Linked DNA regions of Homo sapiens: regions 1, 2, 4, 5 and 6 are each linked to region 3. Evidence: read pairs that join two places in POLR2A ChIA-PET (ENCODE). Cell type or tissue: MCF 10A. All regions are shown on one strand.

Region 1 (4,000 bases), 140 kb before region 3:
TGAGTGCCACATTTTTAGTTTATAACAACAAGGATGGCTATTACAGAGATACAAGTGCACGGCCCAATTTAAGGCTTTTGTGGAAAGCATCACTGCCATCTAACATGCCAAGAAGATATCATTTGTACAGAACCTGCTAGCTATTTTAGAGAAGATGAATAAAGACAAATTAATGCCAGTAAACTGTGCTTCGCATCTCTAAAATGATATGAATGAAAGGAAAGCTTCCTTTTGGTAGTGATTGTTAAACACAGAGACTATCAGTTCCCCTCCACAACATCACTCCTCTCTCAGCGCCCCCTCCACAGCATCAGTCCTCTCTCAGCCCTTTCCACTTCTGCTTTGTGGAGACAGAAGTGCTTCTATAATGTCTCTGCCTCATATCTCTCACTTGGGAGCCAAAATAATATTTTTGCAACACAGGCTGTATGGTGTTGTAAGTTTTGACATGAATGTAAAACACTCCATCCCCTAGGATAGTAGAACAAGGCTGACAAGGTCGGCTTCACCACAGATTGGAGTCCTTCCCCATCCCACAATCCCACATTCTTCAGGGTACAATTGAGTTGTCACTTTTCTAAAGCATCCCAGGCCCAATTCAGACAAATCCCATCTCTGAATAGCTCTATCTCTTTTTGTTGTTGTTGTTTTGTATTAAGTTCTTTGCTTATAAAATTGTTAAAGCCCGAAGGGCAGAAACTATGTCTTTTTTGTTTTTGTATCCTGCAAAGCATCTAATGGAGTGCCTGATCAAGCAAGTGGTTACATTTACTGAATAAATTAATGAATGAGTGAACGAAGAACAAATTACCTTTTTTTTTTTTTTGCAACTAAATATAAGAAAGACTTGGACATAACTGCTTTTCCTCAGAGAAAAGTTTCTGACCTCAAATAATAATATCAGTAAGGAAGATTGAAGTTAGGTTGTGGCGAAATATAATGAAGCTTCAATTATTAAGAGATAAGAAATTATATCACACCAATGGGCAACCTTCATGTCTTCAAATGTGTGCTATATTCTGCTGGTTTCTGGTGTCCTATCCAAAGCTAGTCTTATAAATTCAGCTGGCTAGGCTTTCAAAGAACTGAAAAACAGAATTTGAAGTCAGATAAACTTTTTGATAGTGAAATCATAAAAAATGGTTGCTGTTCTTCAAAATGGTCATTTCTTTTCTCATCTCTCAGAGTGTTTGGGAAGCACGGCATCCTCAGGGTTACAGTAGAAAATCCAAGGTACAGAGATGAACACAATTAAGTCTATGGAGTGAGTGAGTGACTAGTGGAGAAGCAATATGAAAGCAGGGATTTGGCATTAAACTTGCATTATGATATCTTGACTAAGCCAGTCTTTCAGCTGCCTCCTCTGTAGAGCAAGAATATTCATCTGTTTTCTTTAAGCTTTGTAAGAACAATCTAAGAAGGAGGCTTTAGACCTCTCCCCAAATTCAAAATCTCTACAAGAGCTTATGACTTTGAAACCTGTCCTTGGGATTTTGAGATATATCTCTCATATATGTGAGATCTGACTTATCCAAGAAGTATTTTAATCTAGGCTAAAATATTTTGAGTCAAAATAATAACCTCCTAATTTTACAAAAGCTCCTTATACTTATTTAAACTCCATTAAATGAATTGCATATTTATGGATTCTTTATAAAAAAAAAAAGTCACTGAGTTGGAGTGAAGAAAGTGAGGCCAAAAATTAGGCCCAACTGGTATGTTCTCTCAGGACTGCTGTTAGTGGAGCTGGAAGAAGAATCCACATAGTCCAAGGCTGAAGATCAAAATTTATTGCAGTTTCAAATAACAGTGTTATCAACTCCATTTATTCATCAAATACATTTATTTATCATTTTTCCATTTCTCAATTCATTGCTATTTGGTTTTATCTTTATTGAATCCTTCTTCCTACTCTTCTCAAGTTCATTTTATTGGTGTCTTTCTAACTCATTTCCAGGCTTGGTTACTTTCTTTCTTGATTTGTAATGAAAGCATTAATAAGCTGTCTTTGAGTGTAGTCTTGGCTTTGAAGCATGAATAAATAATTATAGTCAGGCATGAATGACTGATGACATATCTATATGATGTAATATTATGCAACACTTAATATACTTTTAAATGATTTTTATCACAAGCAAAAAAAAGAAACACTTCCCAATTAGTTGTTAAGCAGAAACGAAAAGGTTTTAAACCATGTTATACCATGTTATTCTAATTTCTAAATGTATTTTTATGTATAAAATATGCTTGAAGGATACTCATCAGTGTTTATCTCCAAATTATGGCCTTATAGCCTAATTTTGTTTCCTTCCTTGTGCCTTAATATTTTCAATTTTAGAAAACATAATTTACTATTATAAGAAAAAATAATATTTTTTAAATTTTAAGAAAAAATAAAGGTTTATATTCAATTTTCTATCATTTTTCTGAAAGATTAAAGCGATTTATTAGCATGCATGGAAAATGCATGTGATATGACATGGTCTAAAACCCACTACTGGCCAGGCGCGGTGGCTCACGCCTGGAATCCCAGCACTCTGGGAGGTCGAGATGGGTGGATCACGAGGTCAAGAGATCAAGACCATCCTAGCTAACACGGTGAAACCCTGTCTCTACTAAAAATACAAAACATTAGCCGGGCGTGGTGGCGGGCGCCTCCAGTCCCAGCTACTCGGGAGGCTGAGGCAGGAGAATGGCGTGAACCCAGGAGGCGGAGCTTGCAGTGAGCCGAGACGGCGCCACTGCACTCCAGCCTGGGTGACACAGCGAGAGACTCCATCTCAAAAACAACACAACACAACACAAAACAAAACAAAACAAAAAAACCCCACTACTAAATGTGCATTATGATCTCAACTCTGCAAAAATATGAATTCACACACAAAATTATACAGAAAAAAGCAAGAATGTAAATAGAAAAAAAATAAACCACTGTGTTCCTAAATAAAGAATTGTGGATTAATTTTTTTCTTCAGTATTTTTCCAACTTTCTGCAATAAGATACAATGAATTGTATAAGAAGTAAACAAGAAATAGATACTACTAATTATAAAGACGTAGGCCCCAAGGATTGTACATGCCCACCTCGCCTCTAGGCTGGTCAAAGAGAATTCCAGCTGCCTTCCTTGTCTCTTTTCTTGCCTGTCTCCAGTTCAATCATTTATATTGCTGATAGGTTCTTAAGTCACTTTCTAATCACAGTGCTCCCGGAATCAGAACTCTTCAAAAATTTTTCACTGCCTATGAAATAGTTTGAAATTTTTGACGTGAGCAACCAGGCTCACTATTTGTATCCCCTGAATGTGTGCCTATGTTTGACATTCAGGTCAAACAACATCAAATTCAACTTGCCACTTGCAAAGACTTGAGTCCTACCGTTTTTCCCTTTGTAACGAAACCATTCTTCACTTGTCATATATCAAAATGTAATCAAAATTTCCCAGATGCTTCCTTATTGCCTCAGCTGGAATAACAACTTGCCCATATCTTTTAATGGCCCTTATATCATACTGCCTTCAATTATAATTATTCACATTATTGTTACATATGAAGTATCAAAATAAATCATTTTTAGGAGAATTCTCTACATGCATTTTGTATTTTCCCATTAGTTCTCTTCAAAGTACTGGGTCTTATCCAGCTCTATGGGCTCACAATCACCTCCATGGCGAGAGCTTGTATAGCTCAGGTGTTTAGCAAGATAGGTTTGAAAAGAATTATTCAATAAGGCTTTAAGTCATGATGCTATGATATCCTAGAAACCTAATCGTTGATTTTGTTTTTTGATTGTTGGTTGTTTTTGTTTGTCTTTATTTTTTAACTTAATTCTTTTTAAAATGTCCATAGGTTATTGGGGAACAGTGGGTGCTTGGTTACATGAATAAGTTCTTTAGTGGTGATTTGTGAGATTTTAGTGCACCCGTCACCCAAGCAGTATACACTGTACCCAATTTCTATTCTTCCATCCCTCATCTCCCTCGCACTCCCCCTCCCCAAAGTC
Region 2 (4,000 bases), 230 kb before region 3:
AAGCGCTTTCTAAACAGAACTATCTAACAATACGATAGGTCAGCTCAAATAGTAGAGAAATTGAGGCTAGGTCCATTGCTACGGATCCTGCTTTAGGGGAAATTTAGGCATCTGATTAACATTCCGGCTCAGTAGGTCCTTAAAATATAAAACTTTACTTCAGAACAAGATAACACCTTGAGACTTGGATTTGCTGTAGTCTTAAGACAAGTCTCATCTAACTAGGAGAATGACCCTAGACTAGAGACACAACTTTTAGTTTGTGCTCTAGGCTAAACAGTTTTGTAACTTTAAGCAATTTCTTTTCCTCCCTGGGCTTGGCTTTTCTTCTACAAAAGGCAGGGATATGTACTTAGATCATTGATTTTCAAACTTAAAATATTACCCGGAAGCATAAATAATTAAAATAAATTAATTAAGGAATACACTGTTGGTGGGAATATAAATTAGTACAGCCACTATGGAAAGCAGTATGGAGGTTCCTCAAAAACATTAAAAATAAAACTACCATATGATCCCAAATTGGACCCCACTTTCCACTCCTTGGCAATATCTTGGAACATCGCATTATAAGTTTGCCTTGTCATCTCAAAGGAACTCTGAGTTGCTTGTGACAGCATATTGAAACATGCTTGGGGTTGGTTAGGAATCATAACTTCTCCACTTGCTAACTGTGTGATCCTGAGAAAATGACTTACCTTCTTTGAGCCTCAGTTTCCTCATTTGTAAAATAATAATGGGTATGTATGCCAATTAAAAGGGGTTTGAGGGAAGATCAAATGAGATAATGTATGCTAAATGCCTGGTACAGAGGGAGTTTCATGAGTTAATAATTTTATCCATTCTTTCCTTTGCCCCAAAGGAAAGGCAATTCAAACACTTCTTAGGGGAAGCTCTCGATTTTTGTGACTTGGTTGTCGCTACTGCCTTTCTTCCCTTGATCCAGTCCTCATTCAGTATTTATAAACACTAAAATAGGAAAAAAGATTGGCTAAGTAAGAAGGAAAGAGCATTTTTTTTTCATTAGGAACACTTTAAAGAGTGTGTGTTTACATATCTGATCTAATTTGATCCTCACAACAACATCTTGTGGAAGATATTACTCTCTCTTACAGCTGAGAAAATGGAGACTAAGGATTCAGTGACTTGCCCAAAGTCACTTCACTAGCTGGAGAGAAACTAAGACTCAAAATTGCTCTGTCTTTATTTTGAAACTCAAGATTTTTGTGTTCTATGTTGTTGTTTAAGTGGATCCTTCTTGGTTTCTGCCCTTGGGAAAGTCTTAACGCTTCCTTTCAGTGTGAGTCTGGGGAAGAGGAGGTGAGATTTCACTCTAGATCAGAGAGGGCAAAGAGCAGCTAGGTCTGCCTTGTCCTTACAGGAACAGTTTCACCTGGTCTTCCCTCACCTGTGGGAACTCTTCCTTCTAGAGCTGCTCTGGAACACTAAAATGTATAGCCTTATCCCACAGGAATAACCATCTTCCTTGCTCATTGTCGCAGCCTGTGTCTGGGGTGTTAAACTCTCTTGCAAGGGAATTTTAACATTTTTTTCAACTTTGCCCTTGCTTGTCTTTAGAATGATCCACAGCTCATTGTCCGCCCCCTTATTTTTGGATTTTGCAAACACCCTAAGGCCTTTTGAGGAAGAGTCATGCTTCCTCGTGGGGTTGTCCCTGAAGTTCATTAAAGTCTGTTTCTCCTGGCACTGCAGTGATGATGTCCCCTATGCTTTTGGCTGAGACCCACAGATCTAGCCTGATCATTGAAATAAGCTGAAGCAATTCAGCAATCCCAAATATGGGAAGTCTGAGTATAGGAAAACCCATAAAACTTCTGATGCAATGGTTGCTGACAGATTTCACCTACCTTCCTTCTCTACACACCCAACTATCCACAACTCACCCTAATATGCAGTTCAGAGTCACACACGTGCTTCTGAAGGGAGAATTTGGCACCAGCTCTCCATTCCCTAGGGCATGGCTGGGGATTATGTTCAACAGATAACTCACCACTAAGGGTGCATTGTATGAAGACAACCATTTCAGGTAGGGCTGGTTTCTTCACTCAGGCTGAATTCATGACATAAGAACAGACTGCTGGCTTTTTTTTTTTTTTTTAATTATACTTTAAGTTCTAGGGTACATGTGCACAACGTGCAGGTTTGTTACATATGTATACATGTGCCATGTTTGTTTGCTGCACCCATTAACTCATCATTTACATTAGGTATATCTCCTAATGCTATCCCTCCCCTCTCCCCCCACCCCACGACAGGCCTCGGTGTGTGATGTTCCCCATCCTGTGTCCAAGTGTTCTCATTGTTTAATTCCCACCTATGAGTGAGAACATGCGGTGTTTGGTTTTCTGTCCTTGCGATAGTTTGCTCAGAATGATGGTTTCCAGCTTCATCCATGTCCCTACAAAGGACATGAATGAGCCTGAGTAGCTCAGTCAGTAGAGCTATTAGGCTTTTAGCATGAGGATCCAGGGTTCAAGACTGCTGGCTTCATGCTGGCCTTACCAGGAGCTCACTGACCTTCCTTCCTCTGTGTGATAGATAGAAATATGCCTAGGAGCTTTAGACAGCTGGTCACCATTAGCTTTTTCCTTGTTTTTGTTTTATCATGAAAAAAAAAAACGCCCTTGTAAATTAGTATTGAGACAAAAGCATAGATTTTTCCAGAGTCACCCCCTCGTTGAAAAGCTCTGATAACTGCACAGTAATAAGAAAATTTCAGGCAAAGAGCATGGCAGAACTAGCATCAAGCATGATTTTTTCCTGCCTGTCCAATATTCTCAGCTAAGTTGCAAAAACTAGAAGATTATCAGGAGTGTTGGGGCCATTGCCCTCTAACAAAAGGGGAGGTTGTGAAGTATTTTTACCTCTACGCTTCAGACAATATGGAAATGCGGATTTATTTCCTGGGTTTCTACTATTTGTCAGACCTTATGCAAGTGGTTTACACATTTGCTTTGTTTGATTGTTATGATAGCATAGTGAAGTAGATATTGTAATGACAATTTTCAGATGACGGAATTCAGCCTCCGAATACCCAAAAGTGGGTAAGTGGGAGTTGGGCTTCAAAACTTGCGCCCTCTGACCACAGAGCTTCATCATCTATTCCATGTAGAATAAGTAGCCATTGCATCTAGATTTCTAGTCCTTGCTAATCTGTTGCATTCCAGGTCCTTTGAAAGTCCTCGTAGTGAATTTATACTGAGCATGTATTTAGTGCCATCCACATATCCAGTACTTGAGAGGGTATAATAAAATTAAAAAGCAGCTGAGATCCTCTCCTTGGAAAATTTCAAAACTAACTACAGAGAAATACATGCAGCAAATTCATAAGGAGGTTTGGAATTGTACAGCGAGATAGCAGACTGGACCAGGGGGACATTCAGTGAGGGAGGGATGATTATGGCTCCCACGAAGTCTTCACTGAAATACTGGTTTCTGAAAGAGCGGAGCCTGTGCAGGGCAGAGAGCTGGGCCTGAAGAAGATTAAGGGTCAGCCTTATGCATCATTCAACTGTCTTTTCTCCACAGCAAAGAGAGATTTCTTTCCAAAGTCTTTATTTTAGAACGTGTGAAATCACAGAGATGGTGTGCGGGACACAGCCTAACTTCTCAACACAACAGACTCATCTACTCTCTAATACTTTAGAGACTAAGGTAGGCAGATTATAGAATGCAAGCTGGGTCTTTCATTCTGGCCCAGCTGTGTGACCCTGGCAAGTTCTTTGTCTTCACTAGTCTTCAGTTTCCCCAACAATTAAGGCAGGGGAGGTTTCAAAGGATAATCTGTGAGGTTGCTTCTGATGCTGGCACGCTATATGTCCTCTCTCAGATAACCCATGTTTCTAGGTATAGTGGAATGAGCACTAAAATGAGAGTCAGGAGCCAGTGATCCTAGGACTGACCCGATGCTACGTGTGTGATCTTGGATAATTGTTTTTCAGTTTCTGAGTTTCAGTTTTCCCATCTATAAAATGAACAA
Region 3 (4,000 bases):
CTAGTTGTCTACGTGAAATGAGTTCTCATCATGTTGTTCTGTCAAAGTAGAACTCATGGTCTCATAAGTACACACCACTTTTTTCTCATGGTCTAATGAGTCCACATCACTTTTTTTTTCTTTTTTGAGACAGGATCTTACTCTGTTGTCCAGGCTGGAGTGCAGTGGCGCGATCACTGCTCACTGTAACCTCAACTTCCCTGGGTCAGGTGATTCTTCCACCTCAGCCTCCCAGGTAGCTGGGACTACAGGCGCATGCCACCATGGCAGGCTAATTTTTTTGTATTTTTTGTGGACACAGGGTTTAGCCATGTTACATAGGCTGGTCTTGAACTCTTGGGCTCAAGTGATCCACCTGCCTCAGCCCCCCAAAATGTTGGGATTACATCCATGTCACACTTTAAAATACATTTCAAAAATACAATATAAATAACTATGTTAAATTTAACACTTAATGGACATTGATTTTTTCTATAATGACAAAAGTCCTCTTTTTATAAGCAAGTTTTACAAATGCTGGGACTTCATATTCTTAATAATAAAACAAACAAAACATTTTTAAATAGCCAAAAGAGAAAGGAAGTATTTATAGTAACACAGTTCTTGAATTATTCAAATGCTAGTTGAACTGAAAAGTTTGCATTGATTTTCAATAGAAAGCAAAATTATTTTGCAGTTATTCCACTGGTGCCTTAAAATGTCAAAGATCCATTCTTTTACTTTTTTTCATATGTCCATATTTATTGGCCATCAAAACTCCATATGTCATGTGTTCATACACACGCACACACACACCCCCTTGGACATGCATGCTATCATAAAATGCCAAGATATAAATGCACAAGAACTAATCAAAAGCTAAAAATGCAGGAGCTGATTATCAACTCTCTTTTCTATTTATATAACCTTGGGCTTTTAACTTTTAACACATCTGGTCCTTGGTTTCCATGCCAACACAATGGATACAATACTCTCAACCCTGCTTCCTTTACTACATCACAGAATTTTTGTGAAGATGAAAAGGCATCATTTATATTGAATAGCTTTGAAAACTATATAGCATTTTACATCAGGCATTTTTATTATGGTTATAGTTATTTCCTTTTTTGATATTTTCCTGCTTCTTATAATGTGAACCTGCCATCGTACTGGAGATGTTGCTCTCTTTAACTGTTTTGATGACCAAGAAATCGATGACCATTTAACTTCAATGAATACAAAAATCTTTTTGTTATTATTATTTATTTTCTCAGTTTCTTGTAATTTGTTACTCTTGTGTCATTGTTTCAACAATTAAGCGTGCCAAGCAATAATCTTATTAAGAAGATTCAGTTATAATTGTGTATTAATTTATTAATGATTTAAAAAGTCCATTTTTCTTTTTATTCATCTTTCATTATGCTGTGAATTTTTGTTTTTCACTGAAAATATTATATTCAATATTTTAATCTGAATTTTTGTTCCTGCTATCCCATGCTGCAGCTTCCAGCACCTGATAGTAAACATAACACAGATATATATATATATATATATATATATATATATATATATATATATATATATATATGGAGAGAGAAAGAGAGAGAGAGTAAAGGAAGCAGGAACTACTAGGGGCCATCTTAGATGTCAGCCTGACACTCATCTTAACCCACTAAATTAGCAATCAGACATATACACATACAAAAGGTGAAATAATACCCAATGCCAAAAAAAATTAAAATTGTTTACTTATACAGCGTTAGCAACTGAGGAAGTCATTTCATCTCTCCGAGCCTCAGTTTCTTCTTAAAATGATAAGATTTATCTTATCATAACATATATAAAATATCATTTATCTTACTAAAATAGCTACTTTATATGCCTTACAGGTTACTGTGGGGAGTGATTATGACAATAACTATGAGTGCAACTGATAAACTGTAAAAAATGAGAGAATTTGTTGCGTGAATTTGTTGGCCCTGGTGGTATTGGCAGATAGACCTAAGCCGGGACTGGGGCTGGCATTCACAAGTCCATGAATCATCCTTCAAACCCTCAGCCATAAAGCAAAAGACAAGCCCGAGCTACTCTTTGATTTGTTGTGGTTTTGTGCTCTTTAAAGCCACACCCACCACATAAAGAAAGCAACAACTTACGAGAAATTTATTTAAAATGCTTGTTCTATTGAGTATAGCAACCTTAGGTCCAACCCTTTGATGATTGGCCCAGGTTGATTTTGTTAACAGCTTGCCTTGGGTTTGCAAAATTGCCCTTACGTGACCCCAGTGAGTCTTGATTCAGCCTCAAACTTTAATGAAGACAGAAACCTTACACATTAGGGCAGAGAGCCCTGTCCTTACCACCTCCAATCAGCACAGCTTGGGCTTCCAAAACTACACAAAAGATGTTAGTGTTTCATCAGTTTAACAAGCAGGCAGAGGCACCCAGATTTCACCCTGGATTCATTACCATAACCCAGCTTAAGAGCACAGAGACCACAAAGCTAATGCTGTGTGTGCTGCAGCAGGTAGTGCAGTAATCCTCAGCTCCTGGATCACTGTAGGGCCAGGGAAATGTTAAAAAGCACAAGGCCTCGGGTAGCTCTAGGGGAGCTGCTGGAATGTTGTTTATCTTCAGAGGGCAACAACTGGTCCAGTATTTCACAACAGGAAGGTCTGTCCTGGAGCTCAGACATTGAAGGCTTAGAGAAGCAAGGCCTGAAATAACCCCCCTTCCCCTCTGACTTCTATCTCCCCACCCTGCTGAACCCCCTCTCCTCCCAACACTTCAGATTTAAAAAAATAAAAGGCACAGCCAGGGCTACAACCTTGAAATAGATGTAGCTTTCTGGGTAGCTTGTAGTTAACTTAATACTGTAGCTGAGATGGGAGACCGCCTGATGCAACAGGACTTTAGGTGACAGGGAAGCCAGAAACGAAGGCCTTCTTTTATTGTCTTAACCCCTTGCTTCATAAAAATTACCCATTCTTATTCATCTGTGTTTTTAGTTTCAAAATTTTCTCTCTGAGCTCTTGTATGAAAGAAGGAACTGACTATGATTTAAATTCTAAAATAATAGGCAATGCCTAGTAACTTTAATTTAGCTCCATGTGATTTGAGGGAGTTAATTCAACAAAGTCCTAATAAATATTCCTATGATCGTGCACAATCAATTTATCTCTCCAAGACTCTGTGCAAACAGTCAGAGAAATGACAATAGCCTATATTTGGGCCCATAAACTGAGGCAGTTCTGTGAGCTCTGGGGATCCTCTCAATCTCCTTGGCAGAGAACGCTGGGAAAAATCTCAATGGTTGTATTCCTTAATGTGGTGGAATAAAATTGTTGCTGAGAAAGAAGTATTTATATACCAGACTATGGGGATGTTTCTGGGCTTTTGGGAGGTTATAATAGGGAAACAGGCGGGGCTCATGCCTATAATCCCAGCACTTTGGAAGGCAGAAGTGGGAGGATTGCTTAAGACCAGCCTGGACAACACAGGAAGACCTCATCTCTACAAAAAATAAAAAATTAGCCAGGTGTGGTACCACACACCCATAGTCCCAGCTACTCAGGAGGCTGAGGTGGAAGGGTCACTTGAGTCCAGGAGGTTGAGGCTGCAGTGAGCTATGATTCTGCCACTGCCCTCCAGCATGGGTCACAGAGTGAGATCCTGTCTCGAAAAAAAGAAATAGGTAAACATTGGTCTGTAACATTTATGATCAGTTCTTGCCACCTCAGCTGCTTTTGTACAACCGGCCTTAAGCTGGCTCTTCTTTCCTATAAAGAAGGGAGAAGGAAGAAAGCTGGATCCAATAAAAAATTTCTTTTTTCAGGACATGTCAGGATGAGGAAGCACTTTACCTGAAGACAGATAATGATTCTTCAAGAAAAATGTAACTACTTCATTCCAGACTCTGTCTTGGAAATATTTAACCCCTAGTGAGCACTCTAGCAGGTCATAGTACACCTACTTCTGCACAAACTGACAAATGAGGTTATTCACTTACTCAGCAGGCAAC
Region 4 (4,000 bases), 130 kb before region 3:
GCACCGTCACTGGCATATAGTACTCACTCAATAAATATTAATTATTATTAATAATACACACAGATGACAAATATTTGCCATTGGCTATCTGTACTTAGTCAGGTAGTCCCCAAGTTTTGAAAAAACTGCTCTAAGGCTGAATATTTGAATATTTGATTTACTGAAACTGGAACAAAATGGGTATGTTCTAAGCTTACTGTGATTTTTTTTTTCCCTGTAGTTAAATAAGGAAGTAAGAATTTTTCTTTGAGGCATACCACTCTCACTTCTGGGCGAGTTCACTCTTTGGAATGTTCTGGCTATGCACAGGTAAGCACCTACTCTTTGACCTTTGGGGAGCCAATACTGGTGAAGAAATGTCAATGCAAAGTCCCCAGACCTGCCTTGACAGATTTTGCTTAATGAGTCATGCAAGTGGGGAGTGAAATCCACCTTCCTAAGATTTTCCCTTTCTATATTAAAAGTTTCTTTTAGGTCTCTGCTTGCAGTACTGAAGATCAGAGTTGGGGGTATCAGGCTAATCCTCAGGGAAAAGATCTGACAGGTGTGCCTCTGAAGAGCAGGCACTAACAGTGTGGGAAGGCAGGAGCCGCAGAGAGACACAGGCAGCCCTAACCCTCTCCTGATGTGATTTGCAGGTGGGCTCCAGGAAGCATTGTTGTCTAATATCCAATATTCAGTTTTCCCATTCTGGCTTTCCAATTTTCTTTTGCTATCTTCTTGTACTTGGTAAATGTTTTTGAACCTTGTGTTCAACATTTGGGGAATGGCAGAAGGGCCACGTCCATGATTAGAGGAATCCCTAAGGGGAGAGAACAAGTAGCTGATCAAAGTGGCCATGGAACCACAGAAGGTGGACCAAAAAGCAGACTTTACTCATAGTCTGGATAATCAGAACCTGTAAACATTTCCAAGAAATGTTCGGAAGTACTTCTGGAGGAGTAGATCTCCTGCAGCAATGTAGTTTGGGACATGCTTTATTATGTTTACAGGTTACAGAACAGGGTAATTTGGAAGGACAGAGAACTTGAGTAATTCTGCTCCTGGGTCTTATTTTTTCTGACCTTAAATATGTCCTCTTCACTCTGTAAGATCAGAGTTCTCCTCAGTAAAATGACAATCAATGTGCATTGCCTTTAGATACCACTTTACTCTTAATACTGTTGACTGCATTGCTTATTCAATCAGCCATTCGATCAAACACTTGTGTTTACCATGTTCAGGTACCAGAAAATACAAGAATGAGTAAGACATGGTCCTTGAACTCAATGGCCTTACATCTAAGGGAAAAGGACAAATGCACAAATAGATTATTTACATACAATGTAAATGTATACACAGGATGCTACGGAAACAAAAAGCAGAGGGGGAGTTTTGGGTTGAGGATACTAGATGTAGCTTCCCAGAGATGACACTGAAACTGATTCTCAAAGCTATGTCAGATTGTTCATTTGACTTGTGTACTCCCTCTCTTCAATTTCATAGAATAGAGTAAGTACAGAAAAGAGTTCTTTTTGCTAATTAGGGAAGAAGAGATTGCTAAGTAGTAGTAGCCATAGAAGTCACCTGTGGAGTAGGGAACCAGCATAGTGAAAGGCAACATGCTCATTTTCAGTAAGCTTGAGTTATTTTGACAGCCACTTACTTTGTCACATAGCCTTGGACAATGCAGACCACTGTGAACGTCATTTTCCTAATCAGTGAAAAGAAAATAATATCATTTCTTGCCTCCTCCAGAGGGTCATCTTGAGGAACAAATTAAGTGCTGAATATGGATGTGCTTTATAAGATATAAAGAGCTTTCTCATTAGTGGAGAATATGTTCTGAAGCATCTAGCCCTCCTTTAAAGTATGGGAAAATGGCTGGTGCAGGGAAGGACCCCTGCAGAGAAGCAGGCAGTGCTTCCCTGATTAAGCGTTCCTATCAATCTCCTGAACAAGTGGGAGATTGCAGTCCTGAGACGAGGATCCTGGAGGAGAAGATTTCCCCCCAAGCAGTTCCATAGACTTACGTGCCATGAGTGTGTATGTGGAAAACAGGATCAGCCGTGGGTGAAAGACAAGAAGGAAGGACAGTGTCAGCAAAGGTCTGAGTGTCATGCCTCAGTCACAAGGACAGCTGCCAGGGCTCAGAGGGCTGCAGAGCATAAGGACGACCGCTGGATTGAATTCGGACACATTCCTGAGGCTTTGCATCACATACCCAGGATGGTGGTCCTTGCTCATCTAAGCTCATTGCCCTACTCAGCCTCCCTGAATGTGTGCTTTCCAGGCTGTTGTATCTGCTTTCCTCCCAGAAAGGATTACTCATCTGTGCTCTCACAGCCATGCCGTCAACACCGGGGAGAGCTTCTGCTACCCTGCTGGGCCAGAGGATCTCCAGACCCATGGGTTATGAAACACAGGAACTCCACAGGCAGATTCCCTGGAAAGCGGACAGGGCTTGTGCAGCGTGTCCCTCACACCTCCAGTGTACCTAACACTTTACATCATGTTTGTACATAGAAAATCAGAAAGGCATGCGCAAGAGGGTGCTGGACCTTGAGTCATTCACCCTGAATCACCCGAAGGGAAGGGATATGAATTTATATGGTAACTACTAGTTGTTGGATGGAGTGCTAGGGTATGCTCCAAGACTCTTAAAATTTACCCTTTGTGCCATGCTTTGAGGTAGATATTTTAACACTATATTTCAGATGATGGAACAGAGACACAGAGAGGCTAGGTAACTTGTCTAGAGTCACTCAGTGATCAAGTGTTTAAACTAGAAATCCAGCCTGAATCATTGTCCCTGCAAAGCCCAAGCTCTCGGCCTCACCCTCATCTAGAAAATGATAGTGGTGGTCATGTCTCAGATCCCTTCTGTCTCCAAAGTGCTACCATCCTTTTAGCTATGTGCTCAAGGAGTAAATTATTTCATTTTTTGAAGTGTCAGGGCCATTTACATATTATTACCTGGTGTGCTCTCTTTTCTTGGTATATATTAGGTGTCTTAAAAAAAACTGTTAGATTGAATTGAATTTTCAAAGCTTCATATTTTTAGTCTTTAAAAGGATGATAATGTCCCCTGCATCAGCAGCTTCAAAGGTTGTTATGAGGCTCAAATGAAATCCGGTGTTTGGAAGCATGTTTTTTACATGTATTATTGTAGTATAATGCATGCATACTGATAGATACAACACATAACAATACTCAATTATTATAATAAAATGAACATCCAGCATCCAAATCAAGAAACAGAGTATTGCCAGAATGGGCAAAGTATTGCCAGATTCAGTTTCCTGAAGCCTCCTTGGGCCCCCTCCAGTCACTAGCCCCATAACCCAAGGATGACCAGTATCCTGACATCCAACAGCATAGGTCAATATTGCCTGTTTTTGTTCATAATTGAGTTGAATAATAAATATGCCCTTTTCTGTAGCTTCTTCTGCTCCACAGCTTGTTTGTGAGATTCATCTACATTTTTAAGTGTAATATTAGAATATTCTTTCTCATTGATGCATAATACTTCACTGTGGGACTATACCACAATTTATTTATACAGCCTATTGATGATAGAATTTTTAGTTTTTAAGATTTTTACTATTACCAGTAGTCCAGCTATAAACATTCTATGGATGCATTTTACTTGAATATATTCCTAGAAGTATACATATGTTTGACTTTTCCAAAGTAGTTGTATCAATTTAGACTGTGAAAGTTAAGAACATTTCTTCACCAAAAGCTACCACCAGGAGAATGAGGTGGCAACTCACAAGTGAGATAAAATATTACAATTAAATAATTTGACAAAGGACTTGTGTCCAAGATATGTAAAGAACTCTTGCAGCTAAATAAGAAAAAGACAGAACATCTTATAGAAAAATGGGTAAAATATTAGAATAGGCACTTCAAGAAGATAATATCTACAAGTCTAATAAACATGTGAATAGACAGTCAATGGATTTAGTCATTAATTAGATCCCACTTGTCAACTTTTGCTTTTGTTGTGATTGCTTTT
Region 5 (4,000 bases), 55 kb after region 3:
TTTGCCTAAAGCTCTAAAAGATTCTTGACTGCTAAGTTTATTGGTTCTTATGTCAGCTGTCTCCTCCATCACCATCAGGCTGCCATTTCTTGCTGCTATCAACATTCCTGACTTTAGCTGCTCTTTTTCTAATTTGTTTTTTCGAAACTTCTATTGACAGGGAAACTAGGAACATACTGTTATTGGGGTGATGGGCAAATGATAAAAATACCCTCTTTCTCAGGCCATTTATTCTAAGGAAAATGCAACAAGTTATTAGAAAAAGCTGTGTTTTCTCAGATGCCATTTAAATGGAAAGCTAATCCAATGAAGTTGACAATAAATAACTTTCGAACAAAGGAGAAGAAACTGGATGCTACTTTAAGTTGTGAGCATCTAAATGGCCTATTTGGAGTCCATGTCTGTCAGAAAGAAACAAATGTCATCCTAGGATTAAAAGTGATAACTTTCTTTCCACTGATGAGGATGACATGAAATGTTGTCATTGCTAGAGTCATACTTCGGCAGACACTGGCATTGTCATATTCTGTACACGGAGCCTCACACCCTGATCCATCCTTCAAACCTTTTAGGGTATAACTCCCTCAATAATGAATAATTAATTTAAGTGGGAACATTTTAAGTAAATCCTTCATAGAAATCCTCCATGAAGTCCAGGGAAATTGCTCCGGATACAATTGTGATGAGGATTCAGAAGAAGGAACAATCTCTCATAGTTAAAGGTATCAAAAAAGGCTTCATTCATTCAATACGTCTTTACTGATCTTTGACTTTGTACCAAGTGCATGCAAGGACCTCGAAAGATATAAAACAAGCCTTCCATAAACTCAGAGCAGCCTAATGATTTTATAACTATGGGGCCTTTTAGCTGGGGTTTGATGGATATAAGGCTTTTGATGAGAAAATAGCATTAAGTACTTTGAAGACAGGAAATCATAAGAACAAAGATCCACATAAGAAAAATTGTATGTGTGCTATGTGCCATAATTTGTATATTTGTGGTGACTGTATTTATGTCCAGTTGAGCTACATGTGAGCAAGCAGGGTGAAGTCAGACAGTCCAGAAGAAATCTACAGAAATTGGTAGAGGTTGCAGGGGAGGGTGCTGTGATTAAACAGAAAAGTGCATGGTCCAGAGCAGTCTAATCCTAACATGGAAGCTAGTGAGGAGTCACTGAGGAGTCAGTAGGGTGTGGTTTAATTAACTGAAAAAATTTGTCTCTAATTGCCAGATGCAAAACTAGAGAACGAAGAGGCATAGTGTGTTCAGAGGTGAATGGAACCCGTGGCTAAGCTGGATGCCCTCCTTGGTCTCCAGGCCAAGAGTGGGGCTGGGCCTTGCTATCTGTCAGCCTCCTGCTGGGTGTCATTAAGAAGACTAGAGGCAAACACAAAAGAGGATAAAATCAAAGATTGGGTGGTAATGGTGATAATGGCAGAAGAAGAAAAAAAATGGAGGAAAACATTATATGAAATATAACCTTTATCTTCAACAGATTCAATGATGGTTGCCACTTCACTGAGTAGCAGGTTTACCAATCTTGCTGCACCTTAATTTTCTGTTAAGTGGAATTAGTTGTATTTTTCTCAAAAACATACTATAAAGTGTTAAATGTAATTTAAAATGTGAAGCCTCTAACAGTGCCTACTAGGCATTCAATATTTGCTAGCTGGAAAGTGTCTTACAGAACACAAACTTTTTTTTTTTTTTTTTTTTTTTTTTTTGAGATGGAGTCTCACTCTGTCACCCAGGCTGGAGTGCAGTGGCAGGATCTTGGCTCACTGCAACCTCTCCCTCCCAGGTTCAAGTGATTCTCCTGCCTCAGCCTCTTGAGTAGCTGGGACTACAGGCGTGTGACACCACGTCTGGCTAATTTTTTTTGTATTTTTAGTAGAGACAGGGTTTCACTGTGTTAGCCAGGATAGTCTCGATCTCCCAACCTCATGATCCGCCTGCCTCAGCCTCCCAAAGTGCTGGGATTACAGGCATGAGCCACCGTGCCCAGCACACAAACATTTTATCATCCATTATCTCATTGTTCTTCATAAATTGTTGATACCTGAAAATTAGAAAGGAATTATGAAAATTCTAAAGGCACAGAACTAGTGAGAGCCAGGATTTACAACCAGATATTTCTGACCCAGAGATAGAACTCTGACCTGGATTTCCGGTCAAGAGCCATGAGCTCTACTAGTAAAGTAGGAATATTGAGGATATCTGAGGGCTGGTTAACAAAGGGGACATTTATTGGCATTGCTGGCAGAAGTTGCCTACTCCCAACAGTGCTCAGATTCTAGGTCTGGACCAGGAATATGTCTTCAGTGATGGAAGTGAAAAGCCAGATGCAGGGATCTGGAGCTTATCTGGTCTAGCTCTGGTTCTTCTTCCTACAAACAGCAAAGCAAATCTGGCAAGAGGAAGAGTAAAATCTTAAGAAGGATAACATTAAGCCTGCTTTCTTTCCAGTTCATTACCCTGGCACTAAACCTGAGTGGGAAGCATATAACAGGATTGAAAAAGACACAATAGAACTTTAACACTATTGACACAACTCTTTTTCTTCTTTTGAAAATTCTTACTTTCTGTAATGAGCATGTATTATTTTTACATGGAAATGATAACCTGCATATTTAAGATGTGTCATCTGTCTTAAGAGCGAGGCCTAAATTGTTCCAGGCAATGCGCTAAGACATCTACATACATTATGTCTAGTTCTTACCATGAGCTCACAAGATAGTTTTATAATCTCTATTTTACAGATGAGGAAAGTTAGGTCTAAAGACATTAAGTAGTAGGTGCTAGATCAGGCACTAGATTTTAGGTCTCTTGATTCCATATCCCCTGATAATCCCATGGTATCCTATGGCTATACAGGACAATGAAGAAAAGAAGCATTTATGCCAACCAATTGTTTGCTTTCCCAGTAAGCATACACGAAGATAATCATTATAGAGTTCACTTTTTTATGTGTGGTCTCTCTTCACCTAAATTAATCTGCTCTCTACCTTGCTCCATAGTGTCACTCCAACCAGCTCAGAAAACTAAAGTGGCTTCCAGTTGCCTACCAAATTCAGAAACACTTTCTCAGCCAGATACACAACCTTTTGAGTAGAATTCTAGCATGCATTTCCAATATCCAAAACCACAACCCCTCACAGCTCCAACCAAACCATTCCACTTCCTGAGCCTGTCTTAAAACATTTGTGATAACTTCATCAATATGAAATTATTCTATATACTAATGTTACATCATCAAATGAACTGTGAGCTGATCAAGAATAGGGTCGATGTCTAAATCATGTTCATGGCCCCCATGATATCCATTTTGCAGTTCATGGTCAAATCGGTTGGACATGAGTAGACCCATGATCTTTACTGTAAAAAAAAAAAAAAAAATACACAACTCAAAATAAAACAAAAATGCCCATTCCTCAGAGCAGAGTGATCTGACTCCAGCTGTTTTTATTTTTCATTAGTCTATATTTCTGAGTTGTTCTGTTTAAAAATGAGATTTTAAAGTGTTTCCTGTTTGTTTGAGGGAGATGAGAGAAATCCTTCATCAATTTTGAGGGGTATGTAACAGATATTTCGAGAAATGCCCAGGATAGAAAGAGTTATACGTTTGCATGCATATAGTATACGGCTTGCTTTGAAAGTGTTTTGCCGCAGATGCTGGCATGTCACATCTATATTGAAGGCTTTCCGTGCCAAGAGGTTGCCAGGTAGACAGAGGAAAGAGCTTCTCTTACAAAGCTACCAAGAAAAATGCTACACAATAAAGGAAACATTTTGAGGCAACTCCCTTCATTATGAATTGGTACATTTGGCAAATCACTGGCCTCAGGTTTGTGTAAATTTTTGTCTCTCCTCTTAAAAGGAAGTACTTTTGAGCACCCTAAAAAAACAAGTTTCAGCATGCACAGAATAACTAAGTAAAAAAAAAAAAATTCTCAGAAAAAAAAAAAACCCATTTTTCTAAATCTCCTGTTTCCATTTCCT
Region 6 (4,000 bases), 440 kb before region 3:
TTCCCTTTGCTGATGCTTATTTCTTCACCTAAAATCCTCATTCCTTCTTATATTTCTAGAACTTGGAAATTTCCATCTGTCCTTCCAAGTGCAGCTTCATCTTACATATGCATATAGACTTTCTTGATCTTCCTACATCATGGACTCTCTTTCCCTTTGATGCTTTATATTATCTTGCTCACACACTTAAAATCTCTCCTGTATTATAATTGCATGCATACTTAGCTCATTCCCCCAAAGAACTATAAACTTCTTAGTGTAGGAATTATTTCTTAATTATTTTTAGATCCTATATACCATTTTACATATAATTGATGCTCAGTAAACATTTTTTTAAGAGTCAGTCAGTTCTTCTTCTAACCTGTTTCTCTTTCTCAATACTACTTTTCATGAATATTGTCAACATAGAACTTAATCAAAAAGTATAAGTAAAAATTATAAAATGTTTAGAGTGGTGGCCCATTAATAAGCCACATTTCACTATTTTCTTGGGCCCACAAATTGTGTCCTTAAGATTAGGAATAAGATTTAAAACTTAACTTTTGAATCAAATGTTTCACCTTGACACTTGAATCCATGCTCTTCCAGACCCAAAATGTAGTACTCTATTGGATACCATTTGTAGGTTCCACTAAATTGGCACTGGACAATAATGCTATATTAGTCAACTGACATTTTCCTCAACATACATCTAAAGAAAATTGAGCGCCCACTTGGGTTTAACAATTTTTTATCTTCAAAATAGTAAAACTTATAAATTATGGAAATCATCAAGTTGTTTTTCACAGAAGTATCTTTTTGTTACCTGTATTCATTCTATTTGTTGACATAAAACAATTAGAAATTTAAAAATATTCAAGGGGAGAGAAAAGTTATACTAGGAAGGAAGGATTTTTACCTGTGCCCCTCTATTCTACCAGCTCAGATTCCACCCAGAGCAATCATATGCACATCAAAGAAAACCAGGGTGTATTTGTGGTAACATATTTCTCAACTGTTTGATCCAAATCCCTTTTTAAAATCTCATGACATTAGATATATACTCCCTTTATAGCAGAACGCAGAATCTAAATTCTGTCCATAGTCATTGAGGAATGTTTTAGCAACTTTGCATTCAGAAAATGTACGTATAATGAAAAAGAAACCAATATTTTTTTGGTTGCTCTAGAAAATGTAGACATCCATTGATGCTTTCTGCTGTACGTGTGACATGCTGTTGAGAATCACTGCTCTTCTAAAAAGCAAACCAAACCAAACACGGTTTTCCTTATCGAGGTAAAGGATAAGTGATTTATTGTCTCAAAATCTTTTTTTTTCCAGTAGTAGTGAAGGAAGGTATGATCTGTGATCTGTGATCTAAGATGTCTTTCTCCTAGTTCCCTCTGGGCTCGAGGACAACCAACTGTAAAACAAGTAGTGCAATCTATGGCAACAGCATGGAGTGAGGAATACGACCTGGCTGACACTAATTAAAAATGCAGCTTCTGCTTCTCACCCACTGTGCTTTTTCCTATGATGCTAACTAGCTCAGAAGTACAACATGGGACAGCTTAATACATTTATTAACTATCAATAGAAAACTCACACCCATATCTTTTAAATGGTTGAGTCAGTAGAAATAGTACTAGGACAGGACAGATTTTTTTCCCTAGACCAAGCAGACAAAGAAGTCAATTAAGTGAGAATGACCTGGACTACAGGGAGTTTACACTGCTGTCTCCACACTTTTTTTCTTGCATTCAACTGGCTTTGTACAACTGTTCTTCATGGAAACTGTTTTGGAGCATCTACTATGAATCATCCCATCTCTCCTTGGTATTAAAAAGAAAGTGGCTGAGTAAAGGGAACACGATCGTATACATATAGCTCTCTCAACTACAGAAAGAAAAATCATTAACCCTGATTTGTAAAATGAGGTGTTTCCATATATGAACCTTGATTTCCCATTTAGTTCGAAAATACTGTAACCCATTTACCAAAGTGTCTTTCCTTCATCATCTAAAACCCCGGATGAGGAATTTTAGTAAATATCTCTTTCTAAGAAGGAGTTTGAGATCCTCCCCACTCACACACATACACACTTACACCACACACACAGCCCAGTTTTGTTTTGTTTTGTTTTGCCAGAAAGTTGAAGTTAAAACTTGATCTGTGAAGAAGTTCCTTTATTTTGACCCTCTCTATCTCCAAGTCTGAGACCATTCCCAGAGGCTCTGTCTTTCCTAGTCTGGCACTGGGGAGTGGAGCTTGCTTGCGGCCTCTCCGCTGTACCCAAGGGTAGAGCCTTCAGCCTTGCCTGTTATATCCTGCTTGTGTTCTCCTCCCTTCCGGACCATTTCCTGTTAATTAGCAGCTCCCCCAAATCCAAATCTGCTAAGGGTTGGGGAAGAATTCAAAAGTTGTGGGAAAAGGAATAGAGAAGGAACAGTGTTCTTATATAGTTTTTGAGTTATCAACTCAAAGAAATTGCTAGCAAATTAAACTATAAATTTATTTGAAGTCAAAGAATGGATTATAGTTTTTAAATAATTTTCACTCTTACAGGGAGTTTTATGCCTTTTTCATTTTTAATCTACCCAATGTTTAACAATTCTTGTGTAATAATAGTAGATTGCTTTTTCTGTATTGACAGTTACTAATAAACATAAATCCCTATACATTATAACTTTTATATTAAATTCATGGTTCTCAGAGCCATGTGGTGCCAGGCATTTCATATACTCAGATGTAGCACTGAATTTTAACAGAGGACTAGATATGAAAGCATAATCCTGTACAGAAAGAAAGTTGTTCGTACGTAATAGAATGGAAGTCAAGCCATGAAATTATAACCTAATACATGCACTGGTGGAAGGATATGAAAGTCATGCAGGCAACATGCAAAAAGACATAGAAAGGTAGGGAAGTGCAGCCATGTTTTTTACAGATATTTTTTGTCGACCTTAGCAGCATTCCAATAGAAAACAGACAAGGGATGCCTTTTGTAGCTCTTGATTACATATTTACCTAGAGTTGTGAAAAACTAAAACCTGTGTATAAAACTATTTTCTTTCATAAGCATGCCATATTCTCACATACAATATGACTCTTTTGCCTCCATAAAAGGAAATAATTTCTACAAATATCCTCTAATCACAACATTAATGCAATTGCTTTCTTTCACGACATTATATTTAACCTAAAATTAATCATTTCTTGCCACTTTACATCAACCTTGTGCTTCACTTAGAGATATCAATGAACAGACTTTTGCTTCTCCCATTTGACTTACAAGATCCTAGGCGGCTTATAAATACTGTGTGTGAAATAGTTCATGAATAAAGACAAACAAACTCAGGTATGACATGATGGACAGATCATTTTCTGAATGATTAAAACTGGACAAAATTGGATCCAATAGAATCAAGAAGATCTTAAAAGCTAATCCTATTTAAAAACAAATTGGTAACATTTTAAGCTAACTTTCAATATAACTGCAAAACAAGAAACTCAAGTTTCTCTACTGAGGACAAGCAAGCCTGCTTGAATGTTTTAAAGAAAAATAGGCACTTCCTTTTCCTTCTTTAGATAACTCGATATTTCCCCTGTTGTATTTACACAGTTCAGGAGTCTAGACAATAGCGTGGTCAATACGATAGCACAGGCCCTGCTTCGCAGCCCTCTGCTCTACTCTTCCTCTTGCGGTCTGCACCGGAATACTATGCATTTTGTTTTGATTTTTAAGGAGCTCAATTTGAGTACTCTAGTCCACTTTTCCAAGCACTCACCTGCAAGCATTTTTATCTGAAACACCGAACTCTCTCTCTCCACAACACTCCCCACCACAACCCAATCTGATTAGTGTCAACACAGCTGCCCCATTCTGAGGAATGTAAACTAATATTGTTGTTAGACCTCCCTCAACCTTAGGAAACTTCCTCAAAGCCTTACAGTCTCTTCAGGATTTTTTTTTTTATCCCTTTGCACAGGTTTAAATACCTAAGACAAACTTGCTGAGAAG

Evidence for each region. Peaks named below come from ENCODE experiments on the same cell type or tissue, not always from the same donor. Only the 100,000 strongest peaks of a DNase experiment are listed, where the experiment ranks them.
Region 1: POLR2A ChIA-PET joins it to region 3 with 12 read pairs; 3 of 35 experiments call an interaction of 5 or more read pairs at or near these places.
Region 2: POLR2A ChIA-PET joins it to region 3 with 12 read pairs; 2 of 35 experiments call an interaction of 5 or more read pairs at or near these places.
Region 4: POLR2A ChIA-PET joins it to region 3 with 13 read pairs; 4 of 35 experiments call an interaction of 5 or more read pairs at or near these places.
Region 5: POLR2A ChIA-PET joins it to region 3 with 37 read pairs; 7 of 35 experiments call an interaction of 5 or more read pairs at or near these places.
Region 6: POLR2A ChIA-PET joins it to region 3 with 15 read pairs; 2 of 35 experiments call an interaction of 5 or more read pairs at or near these places.

Annotation. Positions count from the first base shown.
Region 1 is chr3:189,492,905-189,496,904 of GRCh38, reverse strand. No RefSeq gene overlaps it. Among named protein-coding and RNA genes, the nearest start is that of TP63, 140 kb to the left of the region's middle. In MCF 10A, no CTCF peak of the experiment used is centred here; no DNase peak of the experiment used is centred here.
Region 2 is chr3:189,582,752-189,586,751 of GRCh38, reverse strand. No RefSeq gene overlaps it. Among named protein-coding and RNA genes, the nearest start is that of TP63, 47 kb to the left of the region's middle. In MCF 10A, no CTCF peak of the experiment used is centred here; a DNase peak (open chromatin) is centred at 1,931.
Region 3 is chr3:189,354,141-189,358,140 of GRCh38, reverse strand. No RefSeq gene overlaps it. Among named protein-coding and RNA genes, the nearest start is that of TPRG1-AS2, 120 kb to the right of the region's middle. In MCF 10A, no CTCF peak of the experiment used is centred here; DNase peaks (open chromatin) are centred at 2,050 and 2,600.
Region 4 is chr3:189,486,861-189,490,860 of GRCh38, reverse strand. No RefSeq gene overlaps it. Among named protein-coding and RNA genes, the nearest start is that of TP63, 140 kb to the left of the region's middle. In MCF 10A, no CTCF peak of the experiment used is centred here; a DNase peak (open chromatin) is centred at 2,410.
Region 5 is chr3:189,299,024-189,303,023 of GRCh38, reverse strand. All of the region lies in intron 4 of TPRG1 (tumor protein p63 regulated 1), which reads right to left. Among named protein-coding and RNA genes, the nearest start is that of TPRG1-AS2, 60 kb to the right of the region's middle. In MCF 10A, no CTCF peak of the experiment used is centred here; no DNase peak of the experiment used is centred here.
Region 6 is chr3:189,790,539-189,794,538 of GRCh38, reverse strand. The region is part of intron 3 of TP63 (tumor protein p63); the gene reads right to left. Among named protein-coding and RNA genes, the nearest start is that of MIR944, 37 kb to the left of the region's middle. In MCF 10A, no CTCF peak of the experiment used is centred here; a DNase peak (open chromatin) is centred at 2,288.